Linked DNA regions of Homo sapiens: region 2 is linked to region 1. Evidence: read pairs that join two places in POLR2A ChIA-PET (ENCODE). Cell type or tissue: Panc1. All regions are shown on one strand. Links, peaks and the distances in the headings refer to the core of each region. The heading gives the core; the rest is flanking DNA. Region 1 has its middle 9.1 kb from the start of SNORD97. Region 2 overlaps AMPD3 (adenosine monophosphate deaminase 3).

Region 1 (5,378 bases), core at 240-5,239:
GGAGGTTGCAGTGAGCCGAGATCATGCCATTGCACTCCAGCCTAGAAGAAAGAGGGAGACTCTAAAAAAAAAAAAAAAAAAAAAAAAAAAAAAAAGAAGCAAAGCAAAGAAAAGAAAAGTCACCTCACCCCAAATTATGAAAAATTTTAATAGGCTTAGCTTTATATCTTTTCTTTTGGCTTATTTTCTAATTTTTTAGTACTAAAGTAGATTACTAATTTTCTTCAAAGAATTTTTCTCAGAACAAAATAGAGCTCCACTGCTCATTCATTCACTCATTTTATTTACTGGTTCGTCCAAGCTCTTCCCTCACCTTTCTGTACCTAGCTGAGTTGTGAAGCAGCTGGTGGGTTCAGGGGAGGAGAGAGGAAGGGACAGAGCTAGAGGGCACGGTGGCCCTGGATGGAAGTGATGGTACTGGGGTTGGGGGCAATGTATTAGTTTCTAGGACTACCGTAATGAAGTAGCACAAACAGGGTGTCTTGAACAACAAAAACATATTCTCTCATTGTTCTGGAGACTAGAAGTCCAAAATCAAGGTGTCAGCAGGGCATGGGAAGGCTCTAGAGATAATCTGTCCATGTCTCTCTCCTAGCTGCTAGCATTGCTGGCAAACCTTCGCAGTCCTTGGCTTGTAGAGACGTCACTCCAATCTCTGCCCCTGTCATCAAATGGCACTCACCCTGCATGTCTGTGTGCCACTTCTCTTATTATAAGGACACCATTATATCAGATTAGGGCCTCCTCTAATGACTTGCTTACATCTGCAAAGACCCTATTTCCAAATAGGAAGATCACATTCACTGGTACCTGGAGTTAGGACATCAGCATATATCTTTGGGGGCTGGGGACATAATTCAACCCATGACAGAAGGATTAGGGGGCTGATTCTTCCTCACCTCCGGTCCTACACCCCAACCCTCAGAAGCACCTGCCCCTCCCTACACTCATTCCGCCCTGGTTACACTTCCAAGCATGAGGAGCTCATTGCCTCTGCAAAGGGTCCTTTACTTTCTCTCTTCAGTTTCTGTCCCCTACCCCAACATGCATTTTGGTGTATCTGGTATGAGCACCGGCTCCTGAGTTACAGTGTAGGGCTTGAATCACCACCCCATGACTTAATAGATGTGTGGCCCAGTACTTCAAAAGAGCATGCATGATATGATGTGGCTCTGTGTCCTCACCCAAATCTCATGTCATCTCAAATTGTAATCCCCATAATCCCCATGTGTCAAGGGAGGGACCTGGTGGGAGGTGATTCGATCTTGGGGGCGGTCTCCCCCATGCTGTTCTCATGATAGTGAGGGAGTTCTCACAAGGAGATCTGATGGTTTTATAAGTGCTTGACAGTTCCTCCTTCACACTCTCTCTCTCGTTGCCTTGTGAGGAAGGCGCCTACTTGCCCTTCACTTTCTCCCGTGATTGCAAGTTTCCTGAATTCTCCCCAAACATGTGGAACTGTAAGTCAATTAAACCTCTTTTTTTTTTTTAATAAATTACCAAGTCTCAGGTATTTCTTTATAGCAGTGTGAAAACAGCCTAATACAATGCAGAAAAGGCGTTCATAGCTACTTGCCAAATACATGAAAGATCTTGGGCAGGTGCTTTGCTTCTCTGAGCCTCAGTTTGGGGCTCAGACATGGGGATAGTGAAGGGGGATAGTGAAGCACCTGCCTCAAGGATGTTGGGATGATTACAAGGGATGACTACCTTGATGCATTTGGTCCAGCCTGGCATATGCTAACTCCTCGGCAAACATTAGCTACAATAATCATAATATGTCCTAGCAGAGCTCAGGATGCAGTGCAGGCACTGCACTGGTCTTAATGAGGGATTGATATTAACAAATGATAAAAAGCAATCCTCCAAAGGCAGCCCATCTCACTCAGCATAAAAGCCAAAGTCCTTACTGGGTCTGACTAGTTCTCTGCACTGGCCGGCGCCCTTCTCCTCAGCCTCAAACCCCCTTGCCCTCTGCTTGGCCAGATTGTTCCTCAGACAGGCCAGGTGCGTTCCCAATCTCAGGGCCTCCAGCTTGGCCTCCCCTCTGCCAGGAATGCTGTTCCTCCAGATGGCTGTGGAGTTCACCCCCTGGCATCTCTTAGATCTTTGCTCAAAGGCCACCTCCTCCTGAGGCCATCCCAGAACCCCCTCTTTCAAGCAGCACTCACTCCACTCCCTAGCCCTTACTCGCATCCCTGCATACAGCACTTTTTACTGCCTGGCACTGTACGTTTGTTGATTTACTGTCTCTCTGCTATCACCCAGAACGTTGCTTCCAGAAGAAGACTGTCTCATTACTGTTACATCTCTGGCCCTGGAGTAGCCCCTGGCAAATATGTACTCAGTACATGTTTGCGAGACGCATGGACTTGTAGAACAGTTCCACAGCTGTCCATCACTGATGTTCCATACCTAGCGATGCGGCCCCTCGAAACGCACTGGAGAGCTGGGCAGACCAAGGATAATTTCACAGGTAAGTCAGATAGAGCCTGGGGAGGTGCAGCGATTGGCCTAGGCTCCGAGACTGATGACCCGGGAAGCTGGGGCCTGCGCTCTGCTCTGTGGCTCGGCATGCTGTGCAGCTGACCTGAGCAGCTCTTGAGGAGTCACTGCTCATTTACCAGTCACATCGTCGTGTCATGCACCGTTGACAGGAGACCAAGCCCAGGGCAACATTCTCACTTCCCCCTCTCCATGAGCGTGACCAGTGGGTCTCGGTCTTGCCTCCGCGTGGGCCGTACAGGACAAGGGCCAGAGCCTTGCAACCCGACCCACCTGCCAGGGGTGGTCTCCCAGCATCCCGGCAGAGGGCGCTGTGGGACAGCGTTGCTGATCGGTCGGGGACCTGGGTCCAGCTCAGCCTCCTGCGCTCCCCCTGGGTCAGGACGGGCAAGGGCAGGGCTGCGGGGCGGGGCAGGGCAGGCTGTGGGACTTGAATGTCCTGTGTCCGCTACTCTCTGCCCTGTGCTCAGGTGTCTCCTCGTCCAGGGCTCTTGCATATTCTTGTAGGACTTTGCTTGGAAAATTGTCTAGTGAGAAAGTGATTCGTTTTTGGTTTGCATGAGGCTATGGTTGCAGAGTTAGAAAGGGAGGGAGTGTTGGTTTGCGGCAAAAAGTTTAGGGATGAATATTGAGTTTGAAGTGCTGTGGCACATTCAGAAATATGTCCAGGGGCTGGTTGGATGTGCGAGTTAGACATTCTGGAAAGGGGTTTGGACTCAAGATACAGATGTCATCAGCAGATAGCTGGTAATCGGATCCACAGAAGTGAGTGACAGTGTTGAAGGAGGGAGGCAAAACAGCAACATTCAGGGGCCAGGTGAAAAAAGAGGGCTTTTAAAGGAGACTGAGGAGAAGCTGGGAGAAAAACAAAGTGGGAAAGAGGAAAGTCAACTGGCAAGTGCTTTTGATTGATCAAATAAGACTGAGCTATACCCTTTAGTTATATCTAGCCAATGATCTTGTTAGTTCAGAAGATGGAAGCAGTTCTCCTGGGGAGGAATCTTAGAAAGGAGGGTGACATTCATATCTATTGGGCTGCTATGTGGGATGCTTTCCCTAGTGACTTTTACATATTAGCTTGTTTAGCTCTCATGACAATCCTTAAGTATTAACCCTGTTTTCTTTCTTTCTTTTTTTTTTTTTTTTTAAATTTTTGAGACAGGGTCTTGCTCTGTCTCCCAGGCCGGAGTGCAGTGGCACGATCATAGTTCACTGCAGCCTCAAACTCTTGGGCTCAAGCAATCCTCCCACCTCAGCCTTCAGAGTAGCTGGAACTACAGCTGCACGTTAGCCACATTTTCATTCATTCATTCGAGACAGGGTCTCACTCTGTTGCCCAGGCTGGAGTGCAGTGACGTGATCATGGCTCACTGCAGCCTCGACCTCCTCGGCTCAGGTGATCCTCCCACCTCAGCCTCCTGAGTAGCTGAGACTACAGGTGTGCATCATCACACTCAGCAAATTTTTCTACTTTTTTTTTTTTTTTTTTGTAGACACAGGGTTTCCCCACGTTGCCCAAGCTAAATTTTCTAAAATAATTTCTAAAATAATCAAGACTCAGATAAAAAATATCTTACCTAAGATCACCCTGCTTGTGTTAGAGATTAACCCTAGATCGATCTACAACTCGAGTCTGAGGTCTTCCCACTACTTCCTTCCTCTATGTCCACATCCTGCCATGTAGGGTAATTTTATTAATTCATGATTTGGTTGAACAAATATTTGAGTTTACCGGGCACTGGGCACTGTTCTAGATGCTGGGAATACAGCAGTGAAAAAAACTGTCAAATACTTCATGCTCTTCACATTCTAGCAGGAATCAGATATAACCATGCAGTATGTCATGTAATGAGACATGGAGATACAAAAAGGAAAGAGGGATGAGGATGTGTTTAGAGTTTTTAAATATATATATGAATTTCTTTCCTGCCCCTTAAGATCTGCAGGAGGTTATCAGAATTGACAATGAGGACTTTACTAATAAAAGTGACATTTGAAGCTGGGCGCGGTAGCTCACGCCTGTAATTCCAGCACTTTGGGAGGCCGAGGAGGGCGGATCACGAGGTCAGGAGATCGAGACCATCCTGGCTAACACGGTGAAACCCCGTGTCTACTAAAAATACAAAAAGTTAGCCGGGCATGGTGGCGGGCGCCTGTAGTCCCAGCTACTCAGGAGGCTGAGGCAGGAGAATGGCGTGAACCCAGTAGGTGGAGCTTGCAGTGAGCCAAGATCGCGCCACTGCACTCTAGCCTGGGCAACAAAGCGAGACTCCGTCTCAAAAAAAAAAAAAAAAAAAAAAAAAAAAGTGACATTTGAGCCAAGACCTGAGGAGGGGGAGAAAGCCAGTCATCCAGTTATCCAGAAGAAAGGAGGAACATAAAACCTCCAAAGTAAGAAGATGCTTGGCATGTCCCAGGAGCAGCAAATCCAGTGTGGTGGGAGCAGAAGGATTAAGTGCCAGCAGTAGGAAATTAGATCAGAGAAACAGGTTGTGGGGCAAGGATGGGGAGAGGGCTAAGAAAATCAGATGTGGGGTGATGTAGACCAAATTAAGTATTTTGACATAAAAATCCCACTAGGTGGGAAGCCATTTGGCGGGTTTTGAGCCAAGTGGTGCTGTGTTGAGACGACAAAATGGAGATGAGGGCTAGGCAGGGAGGCCAGTTAAGGCTACTGTGGTACCTAGGTAAGAAATGAGGGTGGTGGTTGAAGAAATGAGTTCTTCAATTTCTAAAATGTTTGGAATGCAATCAACATGATTTGATGCTAGAATGGATGCAGAGTATGACAACAACTGAAAAAGTGTTGAGATCAGGCATCTCCCATTGGAAACTGAGAAGAAAAAGATGTCCTGGGAACAAGTTAACACTTT
Region 2 (5,378 bases), core at 158-5,157, 320 kb before region 1:
TGGGATGCAAGGCTGGTTCAACATATGCAAATCAATCAGCGTAATCCATCGCATAAACAGAACCAATGACGAAAACCACATGATTATCTGAATAGATGCAGAAAAGTCCTTCAATATAATTCAACACCCCTTCATGCTAAAAACTCTCAATAAATTAGGTATTGATGGAACGTATCTCAAAATAAAAAGAGCTATTTATGAAAAACCCACAGGCAATATCATACTGAATGGGCAAAAACTGGAAGCATTCCCTTTGAAAACTGGCGCAAGACAAGTATGCCCTCTCTCACCACTCCTATTCAACATAGTATTGGAAGTTCTGGCAGGGGCAATCAGGCAAGAGAAAGAAATAAAGACTATTCAAACAGGAAAAGAGGAAGTCAAATTGTCTCTGTTTGTGGATGACATGATTGTATATTTAGAAAACCCCACCATCTCAGCCCCAAATCTCCTTAAGCTGATAAGCAACTTCAGCAAAGTCTCAGGATAAAAAATCAATGTGCAAAAATCACAAGCATTCCTGTATACTAATAACAGACAAACAGCCAAATCATGAGTGAACTCCCATTCACAATTGCCACTAGGAGAATAAAATAGCTAGGAATCCAACTTACAAGGGATGTGAAGGACCTCTTCAAGGAGAATTACAAACCACTGCTCAAGGAAATAAGAAAGGACAAAAACAAATGGAAAAACATTCCATGCTCATGGATAGGAAGAATCAATATCATGAAAATGGCCATACTGCCCAAAGTAATTTATAGGTTCAGTGCTATCCCCATCAAGCTACCATTGACTTTCTTCACAGAATTAGAAAAAAACTACTTTAAATTTCATATGGAACCAAAAAAGAGCCTGTATAGCCAAGACAATTCTAAGCAAGAAGAACAAAGCTGGAGGCATCACGCTACCTGACTTCAAACTATACTACAAGGCTACAGTAAACAAAACAGCCTGGTACTGGTACCAAAACAGATATATAGACCAATGGAACAGAACAGAGGCCTCAGAAATAACACCACACATCTACAATCATCTGATCTTTGACAAACCTGGCACAAACAAGCAATGGGGAAAGGATTCCCTATTTAATAAATGGTGTTGGGAAAACTGGCTAGCCATATGCAAAAAACTGAAACTGGACTCCTTACACCTTATACAAAAATTAACTCAAGATGGATTAAAGACTTAAATGTAAGACCTAAACCATAAAAACCCTAGAAGAAAACCTAGGACATTCAGGACATAGGCATGGGCAAAGACTTCATGTATAAAACATCAAAAGCCATGGCAACAAAAGCCAAAATTGAGAAATGGGATCTAATTAAACTAAAGAGCTTCTGCACAGCAAAAGAAACTACCATCAGAGTGAATAGGCAACCTTCAGAACAGGAGAAAATTTTTTCAATCTATCCATCTGACAAAGGGCTAATGTCCAGAATCTACAAAGAACTTAAACAAATTTACAAGAAAACAACCCCATCAAAAAGTGGGCAAAGGATATGAACAGACACTTCTCAAAAGAAGACATTTATGCAGCCAACAAACATATGAAAAAATGCTCATCATCACTGGTCATTAGAGAAATGCAAATGAAAACCACAATGAGATACCATCTCACGCCAGTTAGAATGGCGATCATTAAAAAGTCAGGAAACAACAGATGCTGGAGAGGATGTGGAGAAATAGGAATGCTTTTACACTGTTGGTGGGAGTGTAAATTAGTTCAACCATTGTGGAAGACAGTGTGGCTATTCCTCAAGAATCTAGAACTAGAAATACCATTTGACCCAGCAATCCCATTACTGGGTATATACCCAAAGGATTATAAATCATTCTATAAAGACACATGCACACGTATGTTTATTGCAGCACTATCCACAATAGCAAAGACTTGGAACCCACCCAAATGTCCATCAATGATAGACTGGATAAAGAAAATATGGCACATATACACCATGGAATACTATGCAGCCATAAAAAAGATGGGTTCATGTCCTTTGCAGGGACATGGATGAAGCTAGAAACCATCATTCTCAGCAAACTAACACAAGAAGAGAAAACCAAACATCGCATGTTCTCACTCATAAGTAGGAGTTGAACAATGAGAACACATGGACACAGGGAGGAGAACATCACACACTGGGGCCTGTTGGGGGGTGAGGGGCTAGGGGAGGGATAGCATTCGGAGAAATACCTAATGTAGGTGTCAGGTTGATGGGTGCAGCAAACCACCATGGCATGTGTATACCTATGTAACAAACCTGCACATTCTTTACATGTACCCCAGAACTTAAAGTATAATTAAAAAAAGAAAAAAATTAGGATATAGAGGGAAAAATTTTATTAGTTGAAAAATTTGGCTATCTAGGACAGCCGCTTCCCTAGAATGTTTTGAGTGAAATTGAGAAACATATGTGCTTTATGAATTGAGCATAGCACAGCTAAAGTGTTGCTAAGTCACTTCATTTTATGAAACTTGTGAAAATAAGAATGGGGAACTTTTTAAACATTCAGGATCATTGACAAAGGAGCTTCATTTGAAATAGTCAATCTATCCCCTTTTAAAGTTAGGGAGAGATTGGGCTGGGCGCGGTGGCTCACACCTGTAATCCCAGCACTTTGGGAGGCTGAGGCGGGTGGATCACCTGAAGTCAGGAGTTGGAGACCAGCCTGGCCAACATGTAGAAACCCTGTCTTTACTAAAAATATAAAGGTTAGCTGGGTGTGGTGGCACATGTCTGTAATCCCAGCAACTCCGGAGGCTGAGGCAGGAGAATTGCTTGAACCTGAGAGTCAAAGGTTTCAGAAAGCCAAGATCACCCCACTGCTCTCCAGCCTGGCTGAGGGAGGGAGACTCTGTCTTGAAAAAGAAAAAGTTAGGGAGATTGGGAAGCCGAGGTGGGTGGATCACTTGAGGCCAGGAGTTTGAGACCAGCCTGGCCAACATGGCAAAACCCTGTCTGTACAAAAAATACAAAAATTAGCTGGGCATGGTGGTGTGCGCCTATGGTTCCAGCTTTTTGGTAGGCTGAGGCACGAGAATTGCTTGAACCCAGGAGCTGGAGGTTGCAGTGAGCTGAGATCGTACCCCTCCATTCCAGCTTGGGCGGCAGAGCAAGACCCTGTGTCAAAAAAAAGTAAAAATAAAAATAAAGTTAGGGAGAGAGATTGTAACACTTAAGTTAACAGATAGTACAGATTGCACTTCATTTTCATCTCCAGGTCTTTAGGGAGGAAGGGCAGCTGGGAAGGATTGAGGAAGGGAGAAGCGAAGGTGAGTGGCAGGAGATGAGTGGAGATTACAGTAGGCCAGGAGGGGTTGTGGGGAAGGGAGGATGGAGAAAGAAGGGGCAGGTTTCCAGAGGAGCTCAGGGAGAGACAGAGGGTGGGGCTGTGAGTTTTCACACCTGATTGGCTGCAAAGTGTTAGAATCAAAGTTACACCCACCTGGCCAGGATGCTGGTCATCTGGCTGCATATGCGGAGTGAGTGATCTCTGTGCGCCCCTGCTCTCTCTGTAGGGACCCCTGTTATAGTGCCCATCGTGCAGCATATTTCTCCAGATAGGCTGGGACCTCTGGTCTCAAGTACAGGGAAGGTGTCAGCCCCTCTTAGTTCCCTCCTTAGATGGGGGTCCCAATTCCAGGTGAGCCAATGCAGGGGCAGCGTGAGCAGCAGCAGTGTGAGCCTATGGAAGTGGAGGATGCCTGTCCCGCCTGATGGCATTCAGATTCCCAGTGTTTGCAAAACTCTGTGCTGGTTTGTGACTTCTGATTCCAACCTTTATTTTAGCGTAACAATTCTCATGTGGAGGGGCTGCCAGAATGAGCTGAGTGTGCGTGGGGGAGGAGTTCAAACCAGCCTCCATGTTCTGAAATGTCCCCCCTCTGACCCCATTGCTCCACTGCTCCCACCCCTAGTCTGGATTAAGTGTCTCCTCTGGGGTCCCAAAATATCCAGGGCATCTCATTACACCAACCACACTGTATGATAATCTGTGGAACTGTCTGGGTTCATCTCAGCCATCACAGTCGGCCCCTGGAGGCGGGAGTTATATCTTATCTACTCCTCTACACCCAGGGCCTGGCACACAGTAGTTTATTGAATGAAGTGGGGTCCACGTGTGGCCCCCAGCTCATAGTACACATATGAGAGCCTGGTGAAAGGTTGGCTCCAGTGCCCCTCCCTGCCTAGTAGTCATCTGGACAGACCACACAGGGCAGTGGGCTTCAGATGGCCCCTGGTAAGATGCTGGCTATTCTCTAGGAGAGCAAGGTGGGCCTGAAGGGCTCCTCACTTTAGCATTTGAGTGCTATATAGGGAAGGCCCTGGGAGCCTGATTCCCCAGAGCGGAGGAGGGCTGGGGAGTGGAGCAGAGTAAGGGAGGGGACTTAGTGACTGTCAGGGGCAACCAAGGGCCATAGAGCAGGTGGAGCACCAGACAGGTGCTGGGAGGTAAGATGCTGTAACAACAGCCCAGGTGACCTGATCAACTCTTTGTCTTGTGGGCCTGGTTAGCAAGAATGTCCTTGTGCGTCAAGAGGATAAATCTATTTCAGGGATGACAAAACTGCTCCTGGCCCTTTGAGCCCTCAGGCTTGGCCTGGAGCTGGTGTCCTCACAGCCCCACACTCTGCTGGCTCCTTGGCAGGAGTGTGCTTCTGCCAGGTGCAAGTGTGGGTGGGGGAAGGAGGGGGTGTGCCAGCTGTAGCCCAGCAAATGCTGGCGCCCCAGGGGCTAGTGCAAGGTGCAGCAGGTGAGATAGTGGACAGACAGACCTTGGCCCATCAGAAGGAAGTGCTTTCTAACAGGGGCACCAGATCAGTTTTGTTCATACACACACTCATAGACACACTCACTCACTGTATTAGTTTGCACTGCTATAAAGAAATACCTGAGACTGGTAATTTATAAAATAATGAGGTATAATTGGCTCATAGTTCTGCAGGCTGTACAGGAAGCATGGCAGCATCTGCTTCTGAGGAAGCCTCAGGGAACTTTGACTCATGGTGAAGGCAAAGCAGGAGCAGGCGTCTTACATGGTGGGAGCAGGAGCAAGAGGCAGCGAGAGTGGGTAGGGGAAGGTGCTACACACTTTTAAATGCCCAGATCTCCATGAAAACTCTCACTAGAACAGCACCAAGGAGATGGTGCTAGACCATTCATGAAGGATCCACCCCCATGATCCAATCACCTCCCACCAGCCCCTACCTCCAACACCGGGGATTAACATTTGACATGAGATTTGGGCAGAGACATGGATGCAAACCATGTCGCACACCCTCTGACACTTACGCCCACACGCCCACTCACTCAGCTCCAACCCTCTACCTTTACTGGCTGGGCCTCGGTTGTATAGAATGGATGCTAGATATG

The links. Peaks named below come from ENCODE experiments on the same cell type or tissue, not always from the same donor. Only the 100,000 strongest peaks of a DNase experiment are listed, where the experiment ranks them.
Region 2: POLR2A ChIA-PET joins it to region 1 with 10 read pairs; 3 of 35 experiments call an interaction of 5 or more read pairs at or near these places.

What each region holds. Positions count from the first base shown.
Region 1 is chr11:10,789,827-10,795,204 of GRCh38, forward strand. No RefSeq gene overlaps it. Among named protein-coding and RNA genes, the nearest start is that of SNORD97, 9.1 kb to the right of the region's middle. RefSeq lists enhancers at 2,032-2,581, 2,582-3,131 and a silencer at 2,792-2,931. In Panc1, for the core only: CTCF peaks have their summits at 2,810 (motif pointing right) and 3,092; a DNase peak (open chromatin) is centred at 2,845; H3K4me3 peaks cover 572 bases; H3K27ac peaks cover 916 bases.
Region 2 is chr11:10,470,138-10,475,515 of GRCh38, forward strand. All of the region lies in intron 2 of AMPD3 (adenosine monophosphate deaminase 3), which reads left to right. Among named protein-coding and RNA genes, the nearest start is that of AMPD3, 18 kb to the left of the region's middle. In Panc1, for the core only: no CTCF peak of the experiment used is centred there; no DNase peak of the experiment used is centred there.